Regions from separate parts of the Homo sapiens genome. Here all the other regions are linked to region 1. A link is a contact called in ENCODE Hi-C or POLR2A ChIA-PET data. All regions are on one chromosome and are shown on one strand. The core of a region is the stretch at or near the end of the contact, and the rest is flanking DNA. Distances in the headings are between cores, read along the strand shown.

What was found. Hi-C counts contacts between places; a loop is a spot of excess contacts on that map. ChIA-PET counts read pairs that join two places held with the same protein, here RNA polymerase II (POLR2A). Pooled maps may share reads with other maps.
Region 2: a pooled map shows a loop between it and region 1 (2.2-fold over the local background). The contact joins the enhancer-like site here to the promoter of HEXIM1 in region 1. A Hi-C loop is called at or near these places in 1 of 50 pooled maps. POLR2A ChIA-PET finds 5 or more read pairs at or near these places in 3 of 52 experiments (GM10248, HEK293 and T-cell).
Region 3: a loop to region 1 is called in a pooled map, with 9 times the contacts of the local background. The contact joins the promoter of UBTF here to the promoter of HEXIM1 in region 1. A Hi-C loop is called at or near these places in 4 of 37 single-sample maps with no recorded cell type and 10 of 50 pooled maps. POLR2A ChIA-PET finds 5 or more read pairs at or near these places in 7 of 52 experiments (A673, B cell, CD4-positive, alpha-beta T cell and 3 more).
Region 4: a loop to region 1 is called in a map of naive thymus-derived CD4-positive, alpha-beta T cell, with 10 times the contacts of the local background. The contact joins the promoter of SLC25A39 here to the promoter of HEXIM1 in region 1. A Hi-C loop is called at or near these places in 1 of 168 maps with a recorded cell type or tissue (naive thymus-derived CD4-positive, alpha-beta T cell), 4 of 37 single-sample maps with no recorded cell type and 8 of 50 pooled maps. POLR2A ChIA-PET finds 5 or more read pairs at or near these places in 3 of 52 experiments (GM12878, H1 and K562).
Region 5: a loop to region 1 is called in a pooled map, with 2.2 times the contacts of the local background. The contact joins the enhancer-like site here to the promoter of HEXIM1 in region 1. A Hi-C loop is called at or near these places in 2 of 50 pooled maps. POLR2A ChIA-PET finds 5 or more read pairs at or near these places in 2 of 52 experiments (activated CD4-positive, alpha-beta T cell and activated T-cell).

The regions. Positions count from the first base shown.
Region 1 is chr17:45,147,049-45,149,748 of GRCh38, reverse strand. It overlaps HEXIM1 (HEXIM P-TEFb complex subunit 1), which reads right to left and starts at 1,274. Exons shown (of 1, transcript NM_006460.3): 1 at 1-1,274. The coding sequence starts at 558. It overlaps HEXIM2-AS1 (HEXIM2 antisense RNA 1), which reads left to right. Exons shown (of 3, transcript NR_186789.1): 3 at 1-87. RefSeq lists enhancers at 1-171, 576-685, 736-785, 836-885, 1,289-2,171.
Region 2 is chr17:44,416,438-44,419,137 of GRCh38, reverse strand. All of the region lies in intron 6 of GPATCH8 (G-patch domain containing 8), which reads left to right. Among named protein-coding and RNA genes, the nearest start is that of ITGA2B, 28 kb to the right of the region's middle. Within about 2 kb of position 1,442, at least 4 of the 41 ENCODE cell types and tissues checked have a DNase peak (open chromatin) inside an H3K27ac peak, as active enhancers do.
Region 3 is chr17:44,218,247-44,220,946 of GRCh38, reverse strand. UBTF (upstream binding transcription factor) reads left to right here and starts at 1,272. Exons shown (of 21, transcript NM_014233.4): 1 at 1,272-1,502; 2 at 2,651-2,700. The region is part of intron 1 of ATXN7L3-AS1 (ATXN7L3 antisense RNA 1); the gene reads right to left. RefSeq lists silencers at 1-55, 566-1,255, 1,382-1,546, 1,306-2,325, 2,376-2,545.
Region 4 is chr17:44,323,311-44,326,093 of GRCh38, reverse strand. SLC25A39 (solute carrier family 25 member 39) reads left to right here and starts at 1,271. Exons shown (of 12, transcript NM_001143780.3): 1 at 1,271-1,383; 2 at 2,517-2,616; 3 at 2,751-2,783. The coding sequence starts at 2,532. LOC124904009 (a long non-coding RNA gene) reads right to left here and starts at 641. Exons shown (of 2, transcript XR_007065768.1): 1 at 473-641. RefSeq lists enhancers at 189-238, 1-348, 419-478, 529-608, 769-958 and silencers at 1,059-1,488, 1,509-1,728.
Region 5 is chr17:46,144,878-46,147,755 of GRCh38, reverse strand. All of the region lies in intron 2 of KANSL1 (KAT8 regulatory NSL complex subunit 1), which reads left to right. Among named protein-coding and RNA genes, the nearest start is that of KANSL1, 47 kb to the left of the region's middle. Within about 2 kb of position 1,520, at least 3 of the 41 ENCODE cell types and tissues checked have a DNase peak (open chromatin) inside an H3K27ac peak, as active enhancers do.

The DNA.
Region 1 (2,700 bases), core at 25-2,524:
AGCTCGAAGGCTCTGTTTCTCGTCGAACTTTTTCTTCTCTTCCCAGGTCAGCTTGTAGTACGGTTTCCAATGCCGCTTCTTCTTGGACGGGCGTCTCCTATGTTTTTTCTTCCCCAGCTGTCTCTGCTGCTGTCCCCACTCCTCTTCGCCCCCTGCGGCAGGAGCCCCCAACTTACTGGCCTCGGAGTCATGACAAGGCTGGGCGAGCAGCTCGGCCTCGGGCGTCGGTTCCACTTCTGCCGGCGGCGGGAAGTCGCCGCCAGCGGACGAGTCGTCCCCATTCTGGCCCTTCTCGCCCTCTCTCAGGCAGCTAGATTCTGGACAGGCCTGGGTCTGCAAGGGAGGTGGTTGGGATTCCAGGCTCCCTTCCCCCTCCGGCCCCGGACGGCCACCCAACTGGGGGAACGCTCTCGATTGCCACCTACTGTCCTCCTCGGGCACCCGCTCCTCCGCGCCTGGGGGGCGCTCAGGGTTCAGCTCTTCCTGGACAGCAGCAGCACCTGTACAGTTGCTAGTTTGAGGCTGGTGTTGATATTCTGACAAGAATGGCTCGGCCATGGCTAGTAGAGTCCTCGAAGTTTAAGAAATTTTGGCTAGTAAGTCCTTAAGGAAAAAAATGGGTTTTTCTTAAAAAAAAGAAAAAGAAAAAAAAAACAGTCCAACAGAGTCCTCTTCAGTTTGTAATTCCTGCAGTGACGCCTTTAGCTAGTCCTTCTATCAGCAAACTCCAACTGCAATCTGGGGAGCTCAAGTCAGTAAAGGGTTAAGCGCCCACAGTGCGGCCAGCTAGCGGGTCCAAGGGGGTGCAGCGGCAGGAACAGTACGTAATGGGCGGAGGTGGGCCTCAAACCTCCAAGCGGAGCACCCCAATAAAGGAGTTGGTGAGCAAGGTGATGAGGGTAAGTCCAGTGCGTGAAACCCAGCCCCGAAGGGGTTAAAACTACCGATGACGCTGCCTCCGAGGGGCCAGATCCACAAAGGGTTAAATCCCCTGCCGCAGAGCCCACAAGGGGTTAAAGTCCCGGCGCCACCTCCTCCCACTTCCACGGGTGTCGCTTCCACCCAAGCTCCCAGTTCCCTAGGCCCGGCCGTAGCCTCAGCAGAGGACAGACAAACTCATCTCCCCTTTGGCTCGATGCTCTGCTCTGCTCAGTTCTCCTCCGCCTCCTCCTCTTTTCCTCCCTCCCTCCTCCCCCTTCCCACAGCTCCTCTTCCGCGTCCTCCCCCGACTTTCCCTCCCAACCTGCCTCTCCACCTGCCAACTTCCAACTGCTGTCTCCCAGTCCTCTGCGCCCCTTTTATATAGAAGCTTTTTCGCCCCGCCCGTGCGCATGCGTAACGGAGTTCCCTTTGCGGGGCGCCGGGAGTCGTAGTTCTTATCTTTCGGGCCCGCCGCCCTCGCGCGCCGTGCGACGTAGCCAATCCCAGGACGCGTAGGGGGCGTCTCCCTGGCCGCCACCTTCCATCGCTTAGACCTCGCTAAAGAAACGCGAGCGGCCATTGGTGAAAAATCACACGACTCGCTGAGGAAGGACGGCCAATCGCAGAGAAGATGGGGCGGGTTCTGGACCGTACCATTCTGTTTCAGGAATACGAGAAGATTCGATGGCCTATGAGAGTCCTCACAGAATATTTTTATGAAAAGGTGCGTTATAAAGGCTATTATCGTATTTTGTTCTCAGCGGAGGGGTTCCGAAGGTTATGAACCTTTATTAACTAACGCAAGAATGGTTTATTCCTAAAAAGTAGTCCCTAAAATGTAAAAGAATTAAATCCTATAAAGAGAGACGTCGGCCCACGGCTGCTAACTCGCGAGTCTTAAGATTATAGAAATGGCTTCAAGGCGGGTGGTGAGTGCCTGAGACTGACACTTGCGGAAGGATATCGCGAGCACATTTTGTAAAGACCGAAGAGCGCATGAAGAAGTAAACAAATGAAGAATAAAAAGTGCCGCCTTAAAGGGACAGTGTGACTGCGTTTAGCGCCGCAGGCTCGCACTAGGCCTCGGAAGACGAAGAGGCGGGTTCGAGTCCCGGTGACGCGACTCCCGGACTGACCTCGGTACCCTTAGCTGAAGGTGGCGGAGTCCCAGCCCCAGCCTGGTCTCAGAAAGCCGCCCCCGCCCCAGGGGCAAATGCAAACTGGTGATTCGCGACCAAGGCTCTTCCCTGGGCCGAGATCGGAAAGCCGGGGCCGGGGGCGGGCGGGGGAGTGGAGGGGGAAGCGGGGGAAGGCCACGCCCCCACGCCTCAGCTTCTGTCGAAGAAAATGGCCTCCTGGGGCCGATTTGGTCTTTTCACTTCCGACCGAGATCATTTCCTGAGCCGGGACAGAGGAGGTCCGGGACAGCCATGAGGCTGTTTGTTGGGAAGAGTTCGGAATGATTAATGAGTTGAAATCATCAGCCCTGGCTATCCGAGAGGGAAGCAGGTCTCACCCGCAGAGGCCCTTCCTCATCAGTGGGCGCTGGGCAAGACTGGGAGGGAAGCATGGAGGAGGCCTTGCTCCGAAACTTGCTGCAGGGGATTCTGGCGCAGGGCTGGGGGGGCCGATTCCCCCGGGGGCGTAGTTTCTCAGAGAGAAATTCTCTAGACCCAAGCCCCCAGCCCTCCATAAACAGGGACTGAGAGGACCCAGAGAACCCTCCATACCAGTCACTGAGGCCTAAAATCTTGGCGCCCTTTCCACTTCTCCTTCGCC
Region 2 (2,700 bases), core at 193-2,692, 730 kb after region 1:
CTCTTTAATAAGCACAAATAATCTCTCCAAAAGGAGCTATATGGTCACCCTCATTCAAGGTTTGAGTTGTTTTTTTCCTGACAGGATGCGGGGGTGTTATGTGCCTCTTTATATTCACTAGTTTTTCTCAGGTTTTCCAAGATTTTACGAAGAGTTGTTAACACAAAAATATTAAGACCCAGCTTGATCTTCAGAGATACAGAAGCTGATTAAGTATTTTGGCTCTTTTCAGTAGTTTAACCCTAGTTTTCAAGTGATCGATGTTAATACATTTTGAAATCTCTAAGAGTAGGCCTTTCCATTTCTGAAGAAATCCAATATATGATTCCTTTTTACATGAGTTAATTCTGATAACACCTGAATGCTCAATAGACATTAGCACTGACTAGCCGGGCGCGGTGGCTCACGCCTGTAATCCCAGCACTTTGGGAGGCCGAGGCTGGCGGATCACAAGGTCAGGAGATCGAGACCATCCTGGCTAACATGGTGAAAACCCCTCTCTACTAAAAATACAAAAAAGCCGGGCGTGGCAGCACGTGCCTGTAGTCCCAGCTACTGGGGAGGCTGAGGCAGGAGAATTGCCTGAATCCGGGAGGTGGAAGTTGCAGTGAGCCAAGATCATGCCACTGCACTCCAGCCTGGGCGACAGAGCAAGACTCCATCTCAAAAAAAAAAAAAAAAGACATTAGCACTGATCATCTCCTACCTTTGTTGGCTTAGTGTAAGTTACAGACAAATTTGATACTACAGATTTTTCTATCCCTACGTCCTTGCCTCCTTAATTATTTTGCATATCTTTAAAAAATTTGTCTGCTGATGGATATGACAGTAGAATCATTTTCTTTAGCATTTCAAGAGGCCTAAAATTCAAACTCCAAAGAATATTGTTTCCCAAAAGTAAATTAATTAATAGCAGCACCACCTTTATAGTCAATCCTCCTTCCCTCCCTCCCTTCCTCCCTTCCTTTCTTCCTCTTTTTCTTTTCTTCTCTCTCTCTCTTTCTCTCTTTTTGGCTGCTTCCTTTGTACCTTGTTACCTACTCAGGATTTTTCTTCCAATCTTAGCCTCTTGTTTGTGCCACTAAAGGTCCTCCTAGTACATAAACTAGAGAGGTCACAAATTATCTCATAGATATATTTTATCTGGCCTTCACATTATTAGTTTTTCCCTTTTTAATTTCAGTTGATTCCCAAATTTTAAAAATTCAATTTTACATAATTTAGGCTTTGGCTTATCTTGAAAAATTAAAATTATCAGACAACATTGGGCCTACATTTCAACATAACAGTTGACTAAAGCTGAACAGTTGCCATCTCTTTGCTCATTCTGCAACTAGCTGTGATCTCCACTTCATCTTTTCTCTTACACCAATCTGTGTGACTCATTATGTTACCTGCCAAACTCCTGTAAACATTTGAATTTGTGACTCAGGCCTATGCTTTTCCTTCCTTCCCACACAGGTTCCCGTGGCTTCTGACTGATACTGGGGAACTGGCACATTGAAAAGCTGCCTCCTTGCTAATAGTGTTGGGACCAACTTCCTTGCGATTTCAGTCTCTGGTAGTCTGATCCAGATTATCAAAATCTGGTACTGTAAAGCATCTTCAGAAATTCTTTAGGCCAAGCGTGGTGGCTCATACCTGTAATCCCAGCACTTTAGGAGACTCAGGCGGGCAGATCACTTGAGCCCAAAAGTTCGAGACCAGTCTGGGCAACATGGCAAAACCCGGTCTCTACAAAAAATGCCCCCAAAAATTAGCTGGATGTGATGGCAGTTGCCTGTGGTCCCAGCTGCTAGAGGGGCTGAGTCTATTAATACATGATTTAGTTAACTTTGTCTAAACTGTTTGCAACTGCTTTTTGACAGGATTGACCTTGTCTAAACTGTTTGCATCTGCTTTTTGACAAGATTACTTACTCTTACTTGACACTTGACGGTTTCATTACGCAGTAACATAACATTACCAAGGAACAGAAATTTAGAGTTTTCCTCAGGAGAATCATTTGAGCCCAGGAGGTGGACATTGCAGTGAGCCAAGATTGTGCCACTGCACTCAAGCCTGGGTAATATATTGAGCAAGGCCCTGTCTCAAAAAAAAAAAAATTCCTTTAACTGTAGGATTCAGTATCTCAGTCAGAGGAATATGCTTTTAGCCTCCCTCTTCTTTCTGCTAAAATACCTGTAGTATGAAAACTCCTATACTTTTTACATTTTCTAAAAGGACTAAAGTCTTATTTAATTCCAAGGTCTGTTTCAGTTGTGAACAAAAACAGTAGTTCCCTGAGCTTTAAATAGCAGAACTAAAACAGATGAAGCCTCTAGCAGCCACCAGTGACTGTATTCTGATTTGTACAGGATATAATCTGTTAATACATGATTTAATTAACTTTGTCTAAATTGTTTGCAACTGCTTTTTGACAGGATTACTTATTCTTAGTTGACTGTTTCATTACCCAATAACATGTATTACTTAAACAGCACAGTTCTCTTCAGGGATTATGCTTTAAGAAACAACACAGGTTTGAAGAAAGGAGTGCATCTCAGCACTTGAACATGTTGTAGTTTTATTTTAATAACCTATAGCAGAGAGGTGAAAATGTTGGGTTCAGTGGTATTCTATACCACTGTTCATACCATTTTCTTGGGGTCTGTTTTGCTTAATAAGAAAATTGACATCATTTGGCCAGTCTTCCAAAAA
Region 3 (2,700 bases), core at 23-2,522, 930 kb after region 1:
GCGCCGAGGCGGGCGGGCGGGCGGGCGGAGCGGGGCGGGCGGAGCGCGGCGCGTGGGGCTCGCCATTAGCCGTCGCTCCGCTTCGCCATCTCGGGCTTTGTCTGGCGACTCGCTGCCCCGGCGTCGGCTGCAGCGGAGCTGCGGCTCGACTGTTCGGCCCGCCGTGCTCCCAGGTGCCCCCGGCCTGCGCTCCCATCCACACGCTCGGTAAGTGAGCCCGGGAGCCGCGGATTTCGGGGGAGAGGGGTTGCTACGAGTGGCGGCGGCGCCGATCTTCATGCGCCCGGGCAGGCCTGGAGAACCATGCCGGGCTGGATTGAACCGGCTCCCACAGCGGCCCCTCCGCCGGAGCCCGTCGTTCCCTTGCCGTTTCCGGGGTGTAAAGAGCAACGGGGATTTTTTTTTTTTAATGCAGAGGTTTTAGTTTTCGGGTTTTTTTTTAAGTTTCGTATGTGCCGTTCGGCAAGGAGAGGACCGCGAGGTAGGCACCGAAGCTGGACGCCGCGATCGGCGTGCGTGCGCCCCAAACCAGCGGCCACGCTCCGGGGGATGAGGGTGGGCGCGGACCGCTCGCTCCGGGAGGCGGGAGAGAGCTGGCCTGGAAGCCCTAGTCTGAGCTGGGAGAACTTGGGGGAGAGCTCCGGAGCAGGGCTGTGGGCGCCCCCCGAGCCTCCCCGGACGCCGGGGGCACCTCCGGGCACCCTCTCCGCGGCCGCACCTCGGCCCTCCCTCGCCGGCGAAGCCTGCTAGTTCCCCCGCGGGTCTGGCGAGGTCGCTCTCGGCGCCCGCCCGCCCGCCTAGGCTCCGAGCCCCGCCGCCATCCGGGCGGCTGCGTGTCTCCCTGCCCCGGCCCCCCCCCCCTTCCCCGGCGGCGGCAGCAGCAGCAGCAGCAGCCGCCGCCGCCGCCAGCACCACCACCACCACCCCCCTCCCCTCCTTCCTTCCCTCCGCCTCGGCCGCCCGGGTCCCCCCAGCTCCCGCCCCTCCTCCCAGCTGCCCCCCGCGGAGCCCGCCCGGGCAGGCTGTGGGAGGGAGCGGAGCCGGCGAGGCGGGCGGGCTGGCGCTCGCTCCCCGGGGGTCGGTGTGCGCTCTACGGGGAAGGACGCGCTCGCTGCCCCGCTTCTCCCGCCCCCCCTCCCGCTCCTCCTCCTCCCTTCTCCCTCCTCCTCCCCGCTCCGGCGGCTGAGGCTGCGGCGGCGGCGGGGGGTGTGCGAGCTGAGGCCGGGGCCGGCGGCGGGCGGGCTGCCTGCAGGCGGAGGGCGCTGTGCTTTGTGCTTTTCGCCGCGAGGAGCAGCAGGCAGCAGCCACAGCCGCCGCCGCCGCCGCCGCCGCCACAGCAGCAGCAGCCGCCGCCCCAGCGCCGCCGCCTCGCCCGGAGGAGGAGCCGCTGCCGCCGCGGGAGGGAGCTGCGGCTGTGCCCGGCCGAGCGGGGGAGGGCGCCGCCACTCAGAGCCAGGGAGGGAGCCGCTGGAGCGGGAAGCCCGGAGGCCGCGCTGCGCCGGGTAACCGAGGCGGCTGAGGACGCGCGCTGGGGTCGGGGCCGGACGGCGGGAGCGAACCGCGGGGTGCGGTGGGCGCCCAGCGGGGACCCGAAGCGACCACCGAGCAGGCGACCGGGCGCGAGCAGACCAGGGCACTTGGGAGGACGCCGAGAGCCGGGGGAGGGGAAGGCAGGAAGCGAGGCCTGAGCCGAGCCCCGGCCGCTGGCGGAGGAGCCCGCGCTTCTCGGAGCCGGCAGGCGCAGTTCTCCCCGGCCGCCGGAGGGGGCGGCGGGGCCGGTGAGCGCTGCGCCCCCGCCTCCCGGCCGCCGTCCTCCCGCCCTCTCCTTGGCTCGGCTCCCCGGAGGCCGGGGCGGGGGCGCCGGCGGGGCTGGGCCGCAGGCTCGGGGGAGGAGGCGGCGGTTCCCGCCGCGGTCGCGCCTCTGTGCCGGGCTCCTCCGTGCGCGTCGGGGTGGCTGGGCGGTGGCGGCGCCTCTGGCCGGGGTGGGTGGCTCGGGGGCGGGGGGCAGGCTAGGCCGCTTCTCTCCGGCTGCTTGCCCGCCTGTGCGGGCGGGGACGGCGAAGGGAGCCCGGGAGGGGGGAGCGGCGGGAATCCGGATCCGGTCCCCGGGGGCGGTGCGGCCGCTCCGCTCCGGGGCTGGCGGCGGCTGCGCTGCGTCCGGGTCCCCGCCGGGTTGCGGAGGCGGGGGGAACCGGCCGGGGGGAGGCGGGAGGAGGAGACTGGGGCGCGTGCCCGCTTCCGTGGCCGCGCGCGCCCTTTACCCGCCCTTCCTCTTCCCCCGCCCTCCAGCCTGGGGCCTCCCCGGGGCGGGCGCTCCGAGGAGGAGGAGATTTTTTCTTTTTTTTTTTTTTTGGCTGGGGTTGGGAAGCGGGGCGGAGGGCGGGCGCTCGCTGCACGCGGGAGCTAGGAGCAGGCCCTCGCGTGGCCAGGGGAGGGCGCGCGCCGCGGAGCCGGGCTGCAGGGGCTGGGGGAGGGGGTCACGAGGAAGAGGAGGGGCGCACTCCCATTCCCATAGACCCCTTAAGTCTAATAAGGTCATGGCTGAGTCTCTCAGAGTGTGGACCTGCCCCCTTCTACTCTGGGCGGTTAGAAAGTCGTTAGTCGTTCACCTCTCAGCCTTCCTGAGTGGGAACTGGTATGTCTTCCAAAGGGTGAGGTGGCTTTGACCCCGGGTTGCCCGGCCAGCACGACCGAGGAGGT
Region 4 (2,783 bases), core at 22-2,521, 820 kb after region 1:
CTACTTTTGTATTTTTAGTAGAGACGGGGTTTCACCATGTTGGCCAGGCTGGTCTCGAACTCCTGACTTCAAGTGATCCGCCCGCCTCGGCCTCCTAAAGTGCTGGATTACAGGCGTGAGCCACCGCGCCCGGCCTGTGGTAATCTATTTCAACAATAACCTACTGCAAAGAGTTTTGAGACTCAGAAGAAATCACGATACGAGAGCAACCAACACCAAAACGTCGATGCCCTCCCGCACTCAGTGCTCTTCCTCTCCGCGCAGAGTCATTCCGGGCCTTAGGCGAGGTTGTGATTTGCCCAAGGTCACGCGAAGGTGGGATCTGGCTCCCCATGGCTCTCCCGTCTCCCCCGGCTTGCTCACGTCCCAGCCCGCCCGGCCCGGGCTGCAGCTCAGCTAACCCAGTGGCGCACACCCGCGCGGGGCCCTGTGGTTTACAAAGCGTTTTGCAGTTGCAGGCCTGTCCTGTAACCTGAAAAATGGGGGCGATGCTAAGGCCGGCGAGAGAAGTCGCCGCGAAGTTTTCAAGTCTCGGCGGGTAGCCCGGCAAGTAACTTCGTCGTTATTGTGTGGTCTCCCGGCGATCTCGAAGAACTCATTCTCACTGCCGCCGCCACGCACCTGAGGACACCGAGGAAGAGGGCCAGTGCGTCACCCTCGCCGTCCAGAAGGCGCTGGGGTTTCCAGTGCCGCGCGCGGCCGGGGCGGGGCTGGTGAAAATGCGCTGTTAAGGCCGGCGCGGCGGCTCACGCCTGGAATCCCAGCACTTTCGAAGACCGAGGTGGGCGGATCGCTTGAGCCCAGGAGTTCCAGACTAGCCTGGGCAAAATAGGGAGACAAAAATAAAAGTAACAAACCAGCCGGGCGTGGCGGCGCGCGCCTGTGGTCCCAGCTACTCCGGAGGCTGAGGCAGGAGGATCGCTTGAACCCGGGAGGTCAAGGCTGCAGTGAGCCTAGATCGCGCCACTGCCCTCCAGCCTCGGCGACAGAGCGAGGCTGAAAAAGATGCTGTCTAAAAAAAGATGCTGGAAGTGCGTGCTGCTGCCACGTTAAGCGCGACGTGGAGACCGCGAAGTTGGCCGGCAGCTCTCAGCGCTGGACAGGCATGGAACTCGCCCGCGCGGCCCCGTCAAGGGGGCGGGACCGTCGCAGGTCCGGGCGGAGACGCGAGTGGGCGGAGCCGGGGACACTCCGGGCTTGCGGCTGGTCGGCCCGCGGCGGGCGGGGCCTCGTGGCGCGGTGTAGGGGCGGGGCCCCCTTGGCTGCTTTCGGCGTCGGCCTAGGTGCGCTGCGAGCGCGCGCGGACCGCGCACAGGCGGCGGAGCCGGTATGGGCCCGCCTGACCCTGGGCGCCGCGCCGCACGAGCACCAGCCTAGAGCCAGGTAGGCGGCACTGGGCCGGGGCTGGGGGCGGAGACGGAAGCGGGGGTCTCCGGGCGGCCGTGCGAGCCAGGGCAGGTGCTGGGGCCGTCGAGCTGGCGTGGTCCCCCTCACCTGGCGGCTCTCCGCCGTTCGGGGCCGGGAGTGTCGCCGAGGGTCGGGGAGACGTCCTGGTCCTACGTTCCTACTTCCCGCTCTCCCGGCTGCGCCCCGGGCCTGCATTTTGGGGCGGGAACCCAGAGACTGCTCTTTCTCTCCGGGCCCCGGGTCTGGCCCGTCCGGCCGGGCGGGGAGGGCCGGGCATCCCAGCCCGCAGTCCTGAGGAGGCGACGGGCCCTTCTTGGTCACCGGATCTGTTTACACGTCACCCTCGATGCCCGGCCGTCCCTCCACGCCCAGTAACTTGGGCTCTCAGGTGCCTGCCCGGGGCCTTGGTGCTGGAGTGGGGGCTGTGGGGGCAGCACAGGTACTCTGATTTTGGGGCCACGAGGGCCAAATCCGCGCCTGCACGTAGGAGGTGCGCAGTGGACACGTGCGAGGTGGACGAGGGAAGGACCCTGGCTCCTACTGCATTCGAGCGATAGGTCTGGCACCCTAGCTTCCTTCGGAACCACTCCTGAGTGACCTTGGGCAGGCCACCTCGTCTCCCCGAGCCTTAGTTTTCCCCGGCGGAGGGGGGCGGACAGTCCCTGCTTTAGAGGTCATTGCCAGGGTTGTTGAGGCAACAGATGTTTCGAGGGCGGTGGATGAGGGTTGGGTTAAAGTCTCACAGTGGGCCGGGTGCGGTGGCTCACGCCTGTAATCCCAGTGCTTTGGGAGGCTGAGGCGGGCGGATCACGAGGTCAGGAGATCGAGATCATCTTGGCCAACATGGTGAAACCCTGTCTCTACTAAAAATGCAAAAATTAACTAGGCGTGGTGGTGCGCGCCTGTAGTCCCAGCTACTTGGGAGGCTGAAGCAAGAGAACCGCTTGAACGGGGGTGGATGTTGCAGTGAGCCAAGATGGTGCCACTGCACTCCAGCCTGGCAACAGTGCGCAGAGCGAGACGCCGTCTCAAAACAAAAGTCTCACAGTGGCCCAGCCTCCTTTCCTGCCATCCCTGGAGTTGTGGTCTGTTTGAGGTTTGGTTTTCAGGACTGAAGCTTCAAGATGGCTGACCAGGACCCTGCGGGCATCAGCCCCCTCCAGCAAATGGTGGCCTCAGGCACCGGGGCTGTGGTTACCTCTCTCTTCAGTAAGACCTAGGGGAGGTGGGGTGGGGGCGGGTGGGGATGGGGCAGACCGGAGATTGGAGGCTGTGTGGTCCTGGGGGAGGAGTCCTAGGGGTGGGGTCCTGAAAGGAGCCTTCAGACCCGCTTCCTCCCCCAGTGACACCCCTGGACGTGGTGAAGGTTCGCCTGC
Region 5 (2,878 bases), core at 271-2,770, 1.0 Mb before region 1:
GAATTTTACTTACAACTTCTTCCAATGCTGACCCATTTTGATTTTTATAAACATTTTGAAATATTTGTTAAGTTGGTCAAGCAAGAGATAATGTGATTATGTAGTATCTTATCAGTTGAGATCTTTCTCTCTCTCTCTGCCTCTTTCTCTCTCGCTCTCTTTTTTTTTTTTTTTTTTTTTTTTAAAGAGTCTCACTCTGTCACCCAGGCTGGAGGGGTTAGTGGTATGATCTCTGCCCACTACACCCTCTGCCTCCTAGTCTCAAGCAATTCTTCTATCTCAGCCTCCCGAGTAGCTGGCACTACAGGCGCATGCTACCACATCTGGCTAATTTTTGTATTTTTTGTAGAGACAGGATCTTGCCACCTTGCCCACACTGGTCGTGAACTCCTGAACTCAAGTGATCCACCCACCTTGGCCTTCCAAAGTGCTGGGTTTACAGGCATGAGCCACCACCCCAGTCTGGTTGACGTTTTTCACCTCCTTCTCTTTACAGCATATTCAGAAATTTTAAACCAGTAATACGAAATACATATATTGGTTGATTTTTCTGTTGTATTTTAAGCATATTGACTTTTTAAATCGGATCATATTTTTGCATGCAAGTACTATGGCTTTTCAAGGTCATTCTGATTTGAAACAACACATTTCTTAGTCAATTCATTGGCTCTTTACCCCCTTTTAAAATTTTTTATTTTTTATGTGATTTATTTATTTACTTATTTTTAGTGATGGAGTCTCACTGTGTTGCTCAGGCTGGGCTCAAGCAGTTCTTCTGCCTCAGCCTCCTGTGTAGCTGGAACTACCTAAGGATGTGCACCACTGTGCCCAGCCAGATCTTCACCTTTTCCAAAAAAAGAAACATCTAAATGTGAAACCTTTTAGGCCTGTCAACTTCTTTTTTTTTTTTTTTTTTTTTTTTTGAGACGGAGTCTCGCTCTGTCGCCCAGGCTGGAGTGCAGTGGCGGGATCTCGGCTCACTGCAAGCTCCGCCTCCCGGGTTCACGCCATTCTCCTGCCTCAGCCTCCCAAGTAGCTGGGACTACAGGCGCCCGCCACTACGCCCGGCTAATTTTTTGTATTTTTAGTAGAGACGGGGTTTCACCGTTTTAGCTGGGATGGTCTCGATCTCCTGACCTCGTGATCCGCCGGCTTCGGCCTCCCAAAGTGCTGGGATTACAGGCGTGAGCCACCGCGCCCGGCCTCAACTTCTTGTGATAGACACATACAGAATTTTTCAGCTACTCTCTGCCTATGGGGTAGCCCTACCTTGCAGGAGCAGTCCAAAAAAAATTTTTTTTTTCAATTTAGGATCAGTGTAGAGGAAAGAGCCCTGGACTATCATAAGACTGAGTACCAGCTTGGCCAGTCAGTCACTTTGTGACCTTGATTAAGCTATGTAACCTTTTCAAATTGATTTCCCTCTCTGTAAATAGAGCTGATAAGATGGCTTGCCCTGTTTCCTGTGGTTTTTAAAGAGGATCAAATGAGTGCGTGAAAGTTCTCATGAAAACTAGACGTCTATTCAAATATGAGGTGGTGGTATTCTCAGAAGGTCATAGATGAATGATGCATTTATTTTAGTGCTTTTCACAGTTTAGTCTCAATACTGAGTGCTTACTGAGGGGTTGTATGGAGGCACACTAGTTGTTTCTTTAGGAGATGTCTTTAGCTGCTAGAGTAGAGAACAAAAGAATGAGTAAAGAGGCTTCAGAAAAGCTAGTATGGGCTGGCACGGTGGCTCACACCTGTAATCCCAGCACTTTGAGGGGGCCAAGGTGGGAGGATCACTTGAGGTCAGGAATTTGAGACCAGCCTAGCCAACATGGTGAAACCCTGTCTCTACTAAAAATACAAAAAATAGCTGAGTGTCATGGTCGACGCCTGTAATCCCAGCTACTCGGGAGGCTGAGGCAGGAGAATCCCTTGAACTCAGGAGGTGGAGGTTGGAGTGAACCAGGATTGCATCACTACACTCCAGCCTGGGTGACAGAGAGTCACTCCTCTCAAGAAAAAAACAAGGAAAAGCTAGTATGGATGGAGCACCTCCATGCTCATTTCCTAGAGCTTATGTTTTGTTGTTTGATTTCCTAGTTCATAACAGAAGGGGTTTTGTAAGCTGACCTAGCTTGACAATCCTTTTTGGGTTTTTTGGTTTCAAACATGATCTTATAAAATTATTTAGTGCATTAAAATGTAGACCCAAGTAGCTGCTTAGCTCTTGAGAAAAGGCTGTGTTTCAGTTTAGCACAACAGTGTTTTCAGGAAGATAACTGTTCTAGATAGCTCTTTTTTTCCAAAATTCTTGATTAAGGTTTGGGGAATTTAGAATTATCTCCAGCTATTAAATTATCAAATTGGTTAAGTAGAGGTAGAAAGTTTATTGCATAAATCAGTAGATTTGTCTTCCAAAGAAGCTTATGAAATAGAAAGGGCCAGGAGGTATACCTGTAGTTGAAATATGGGATGGGCCCATAGAGAGTGAGTTGGAAAATGATAGTAAGTGGTTGAACATGGACTTTAAAGCATGGCATGCTCTGAAGTCATATTAGAAAAGTCCTTTGCTTTCATGCAAAACTAGTCTCCGTGGCTTTTCATTGTGTAGATCGGGTTAAAAGCAGAATATAAGAAGCAAGTTTTTGGATGAGATGATAGAACTTAAGTAGTACTTGTCTGTCAATCCTAAAAGAATTATTTCTGGCCAAATCCTCTCCTCTAACCACCAAATAAGGAGCTTGACTTCATTCTCACTGTTAAGAATCAGAAACCCAGTTTAGAATATCCAACTCCTGGTGAACTTTTAAAAATTAATATATATCTTGATACTTTATAATCTATTGTGTGGCATCCAACGAATGTGAGGTAATCTGGGGAGTTA